Linked DNA regions of Homo sapiens: region 1 is linked to region 2. Evidence: read pairs that join two places in POLR2A ChIA-PET (ENCODE). Cell type or tissue: Panc1. All regions are shown on one strand.

Region 1 (2,500 bases), 63 kb after region 2:
CAAGTGGCCCCATCCAGCATTTTGGAGGGTGGCTCTTCTTCCTGTCCTGGCAGATCAGGAAGGTCTGAAATAGAACATAATCAGGCCTGCCCTGCCCCTTCTCCCAACACAGCTGCCATGATTCACTTCCTGTTCCCAATAGTCATTTAAAGAGGGGTCGGCAAACTTTTTTTTAAAAAGTTTGATAGTATACACATAAGTATGCAAACTTAGTTTGAGAGTAAATATTTTAGGCTTTATAGGATCTAAGGTTTCTATTCCAGCTACTGAACTCTGACAATGTAGTGATGAAGCAACCACATATATACTGTACAGAAGTGAATGAACATAACTATGTTTCAATTAAACTTGATTTAAAAAAACAGGCAGTGGGCAGGGCATGGTAGCTCATGCCTGTAATCCCAGCACTTTGGTAAGATGAGCGGGGAGGATTGCTTGAGGCCAGGAGTTCAAGGCCAGTCTTGGCAATACTGCAAGACCCTGTCTCTACTTAAATAAACCATTAAAAATTTAAAAAGCAAAAGACAGTGGGCCTGTCTGCCAGAATTTGCCAATCTCTGATCTAAAGGATAATAGGAGCTTTTATTTTATTTTATATTTCATTTCATTTCATTTTTCATTTCATTTCATTTGATTTCATTTCTTTTTTTATTGAGACAGGGTCTACCAGGCTGTCATGCAGTGGAGCAATCACAGCTCACTGCAGCTTCTACCTTCTAGCCTCAAGCAATCCTCCCACCTTAAGTCTCCCAAGCAGCTGGGACTCAGACACATGCCACCATGCCTGGCTAATTTTTCTCATTTTTTTTTTTTGTAGAGAAGGGGTCTCTATGCTGACCAGGCTGGTCCCAAACTCCTGGACTCAAGCCATCCTCCCACTTCGCCCTTCGAGCCTTCTAAAGTACTGGGATTACAGACGCGAGCCACCGCCCCTGGCCAAGAGCTATTTTCAAGCAGCTTCCTCCTGACCACTTGTAGTTACCTGTTTTAAAATCTTAGGCTGTCTAAGCCTCACCATCAACTCTTGCACATTTCTATCTAATTACAGGGCTTACATTATTTTTCCCAGAATCACAAATTCATGTATTTTGGATACGCAAACTCAAGAGTGAGGGACCCAGCTAGCATACAGAGATTCTTCATGTTGGAAAGGATTTAGAGATCATCTAGTCCAACCTCCCACTCAATGCGGACGTTATCTAGCAAGTAGTTACTCAGCTTCCGTTCAAACACTTCTAATGACAAGAATGACAGTCACTTCCTCCCAAGACAACTCACTCCATCTTTGGACAGCTCTAAGGTAAGATACCCTACTTATTTTTCTTCTTGGCACATTTAACCACCTGATTACTTGTAAATTTATTTACATTGATTCTTCTTACCAGAAAGTAGGATGCATGAGGTCAGAAGTGTAGTTTTTTGTGTTTGTAATTTTTTTATTGCTGTATTCCCCGCCCCTTGAACAGTGCCTAGTACATAAAGAGTATAATATAGTTGTTTATTGGGAAGGAGGGAGGGAGGAAGAGAGGGAGAGAGGGAGGGAGGGAGGGAGGGAGGGAGGGAGGGAGGGAGGGAGAGAGGGAGAGAGGGAGGGAGGGGGGAAGGAGGGAGGGAGGGGGGGAAGGAGGGAGGGAGTGAACAAGCTAACAAAACAATGCTGTATTCGGGGAATTTAATTCAGCATGGCTGACACCAGAGACACAAGGGGAAGAGCAATTAACTGGTAAGGTCTCTGTGGTAGGTTTGAGGCCCCTGAAATGTCACAGTAAGTTCAGAGGCTGAGGGTGTACTGTTTGAGGAACATTCCCTTATCTCCTTTCCTTCCAAGCCCCCACAACCCACAGCCATTCCGATGGTAAACATCTTTTTTTCTTTTTCTTTTTTTTTTTTTGAGACGGAATCTCGTTCCATCGTCCAGGTTGGAGTGAAGAGGCACGATCTCAGCTCACTGCAACCTTCGTTTGCTGGGTTCAAGGGATTCTCGAGAACTGCCTCAGCCTCCCGAGTAGCTGGGATTACAGGTGTGCGCCACCACGCCCAGCTAATTTTTCTATTTTTAGTAGAGACAGGTTTCACTATGTTGCCAACACTGGTCTTGAACTCCTGACCTCAAGTGATCCACAAGCCTCGGCCTCCCAAAGTGCTGGGATTACAGGTGTGAGCCACCACGCCTGGCCCAATGGTAAACATCTTTTAATGCATCTGTTCTCTGAGGCCTTTTCAAACCATCCTTCCCCGCAAGAGAAATGCACCATCCTAAATTCTGTAGATGCTTCTATCACTATATCCATGATACTTAAAATATCTGTCATCCTCTGCTGGGCTCTGAGAGCAGGGACTGTGTTATCTTCATTTTTCAGTCCTGGGCACTGAATACAGTGACAGGGGCAAGGTAGGAACCTTATAAATGTTTTGTAAATAAATTAATGTAATAGTTTTATTGTATTCTGTACTGGCCAAATTTACATAAAGGGGACTATTTTCAGATCTAGGCACTACA
Region 2 (2,500 bases):
TTTTGTTGTCTTTGTGCCAAAGATCACACACTTTTCCTTCATTACTACTAAAATCACGTTCAGGTTTGGGTACTGGAAAGGGATCATTTTACCAATCCACTTGATCTCCCACTGCTTTTTCAGACCATCTCCTTCTGAAAGTAGGTACCGAGCAGTCCTCTGCACATACCATGTCTGTGCTTTTCTCTTTATCTTTGTAAATGATCTGGACCATAGTCGTGGTTTCACTGCCTCGCAGTCTATCCAGATCTCTCGGGAATTGTTCTGAAAGCTTCCCTGATTCTCCAAGACTGTGTCAGCTTCTCGTTTCTTAACAACAAAAGTTTCCTTGTAGGTATTTTTCATCTTTTCTCAACTAGATTATAAGCTTTTTGAAAACAGAGAGTCTACCTGTTCTACTTTTGTATTTGTGCTTTGCAGTTTTGGGGCAGATACGGTAAACACTGATTATTAAATAAGAAACTCAATTAGTGCGTTAATACGGTAGAGACATATATTCCAAGTTGGCTTTAACTTTTGAAATGTTTCTTTCACCTGCTAATTTATTAAATTCAATTGAAATCAGTAGGTTGGCCTTCACTTTTATTCCATAAATTTGGCCATTTTGGTAAATTTATCTTCTATTGGAAAATCGTTGCTTCCTAGATTTAGAAGTTTCTTAAAATGTTTGTAATTTGAATGTGATTCCAAGAAACTAGTCAAAATGTGAATCTGTGTTTCTGGAAACAACCAACCAGTGATTTTCACCTCCTTGTTTGTTTGCCAGATAAAAGCATTTGAAAGTCAACATAGACTTCCTTTTAAGATGTTGGAAGAGTGATCTCTTGAGTATTTGAATTCAGATGAGAAAACATTCAGTAATGTGATTATAACTACAACACTTCACGCTTCAAGAAGGACTCTTAGATCTGAAGGTCTAGAAGACAACTGAAAGGCTGTTATGTAAGATAAATCAAAAAGATCTTCATTTTCAATTTGGAGTAGCTGTGTACAAATAAGCTGTATGAAGAGTCTCTACTTTAGGCCGATTGTGGTGGCTCACGCTCATAATCCTGTTGCTTTGAGAGGCTGAAGTGGGAGGCTAGGAGTTCAAAAACAGCCTGGGCAACATATCGAGAACTCGTCTCTACAAAAAAAAAAAAAAAATTAGCCAGGTATGGTGGTACATGCCTGTAGTCCTAGCTACTCAGGAGGCTGAGGCAAGAGGATCCCTTGAGCTCAGGAGTTCAAGGTTACAGTGAACTGTGATTGCACCACTGTACTCCACCCTGGGCGACAGAGCAAGACCTTGTCTCTAAAAATAATTAAAAAATTAAAAAGAGTCTCTGCTTCAAGCTTGAGGACTATTTTGTAGGTTTGGTGGTTTGGGATAAAAACAAAAGGGAGTTTCTTGTGTAGTGGTGCCAAAATCAAGGTGATATTACAAAGTTGCTTTTGAATATTTTCATTTTCTGTTTTGAATTTGCACTCATGGAAAGCTAACAGCGCTACTTGCCTGCTGTTAATGTGTCCTGAGCCACTATCAGAAACAGAGTCCTAGGCTGGAAAGACCCAAAGAGCAGATGAATAAGGGATTTTATATATATCATAATCAGAGACTACTTGGATGAAAAGTTAGCTGCAAGCAGTGTTGTGTATGTGCTGTTTTTAAGAAAATGTTCAAGAATTGGTCTATAATATACTGCTAGTAAAGATGATCTTTCAGTTGTCTTTGGAGAAGTAGGCATCTTCAAAATACTCTCAAGTATGATTGGAGTGAAAATAATAACTTCATTCTTTATTTCCAAGCAAGTTAAACCATTATCAAGAGATAAATAACTTGTTTCTTAATTTAATTTTAAGCACTTTTAAATTTTGTTTTCCATCATTTCTTATGTGGTACCTTCTGCTTGGTTTCTTTCTACTCCTCTGCTTAAATAATACTTTTGAGTTTCTTTTCTTGCTTTTTTTTTTTTTTTTTTTTTTTTGGAGACCGAGTCTTGCTGTGTTGCCCAGGCTGGAGTGCAGTGGTGCAATCTCGGCTCACTGCAACCTCCACCTCCCGAGTTCAAGCGATTCTCCTGCCTCAGCCTCCTGAGTAGCTGGGATTACAGGTGCATACCATAGCGCCTGGCTAATTTTTGTATTTTTAGTAGAGACAGCGTTTCACCATGTTGGTCAGGCTGGTCTTGAACTCCTGACCTCGTGATCCGCCCACCTCGGCCTCCCAAAGTGCTGGGATTACAGGCGTGAGCCACTGTGCCCAGCCTGGAGTTTCATTTCTTTTTTGACATTTTGTTGTTATGGGATCCCTTTTAAAAATCTTTGCAGGGTATTGAATATTTTCTACATTTTCCTGCATTTTTTTAAATTAAAAAAAATCTTTTTAAGAGGTTTTTTAATTCCTTTCTTCAAAACCAGAAGACAAAAAAGACTGCCTCGTTGCCCTTTTGTCCTGGTTAACCTATTGAGTACGCAAGTCAGGGGTAAGAAATCCATCTTTTTTTGTGAATCAAAGCAC

What was found. ChIA-PET counts read pairs that join two places held together with the same protein. Peaks named below come from ENCODE experiments on the same cell type or tissue, not always from the same donor. Only the 100,000 strongest peaks of a DNase experiment are listed, where the experiment ranks them.
Region 1: POLR2A ChIA-PET joins it to region 2 with 11 read pairs; 4 of 35 experiments call an interaction of 5 or more read pairs at or near these places.

The regions. Positions count from the first base shown.
Region 1 is chr1:23,102,307-23,104,806 of GRCh38, forward strand. The region is part of intron 2 of LUZP1 (leucine zipper protein 1); the gene reads right to left. Among named protein-coding and RNA genes, the nearest start is that of MIR3115, 59 kb to the left of the region's middle. In Panc1, no CTCF peak of the experiment used is centred here; DNase peaks (open chromatin) are centred at 25, 403 and 1,185; H3K27ac peaks cover 1,070 bases.
Region 2 is chr1:23,039,493-23,041,992 of GRCh38, forward strand. All of the region lies in intron 2 of KDM1A (lysine demethylase 1A), which reads left to right. Among named protein-coding and RNA genes, the nearest start is that of MIR3115, 3.6 kb to the right of the region's middle. In Panc1, no CTCF peak of the experiment used is centred here; no DNase peak of the experiment used is centred here.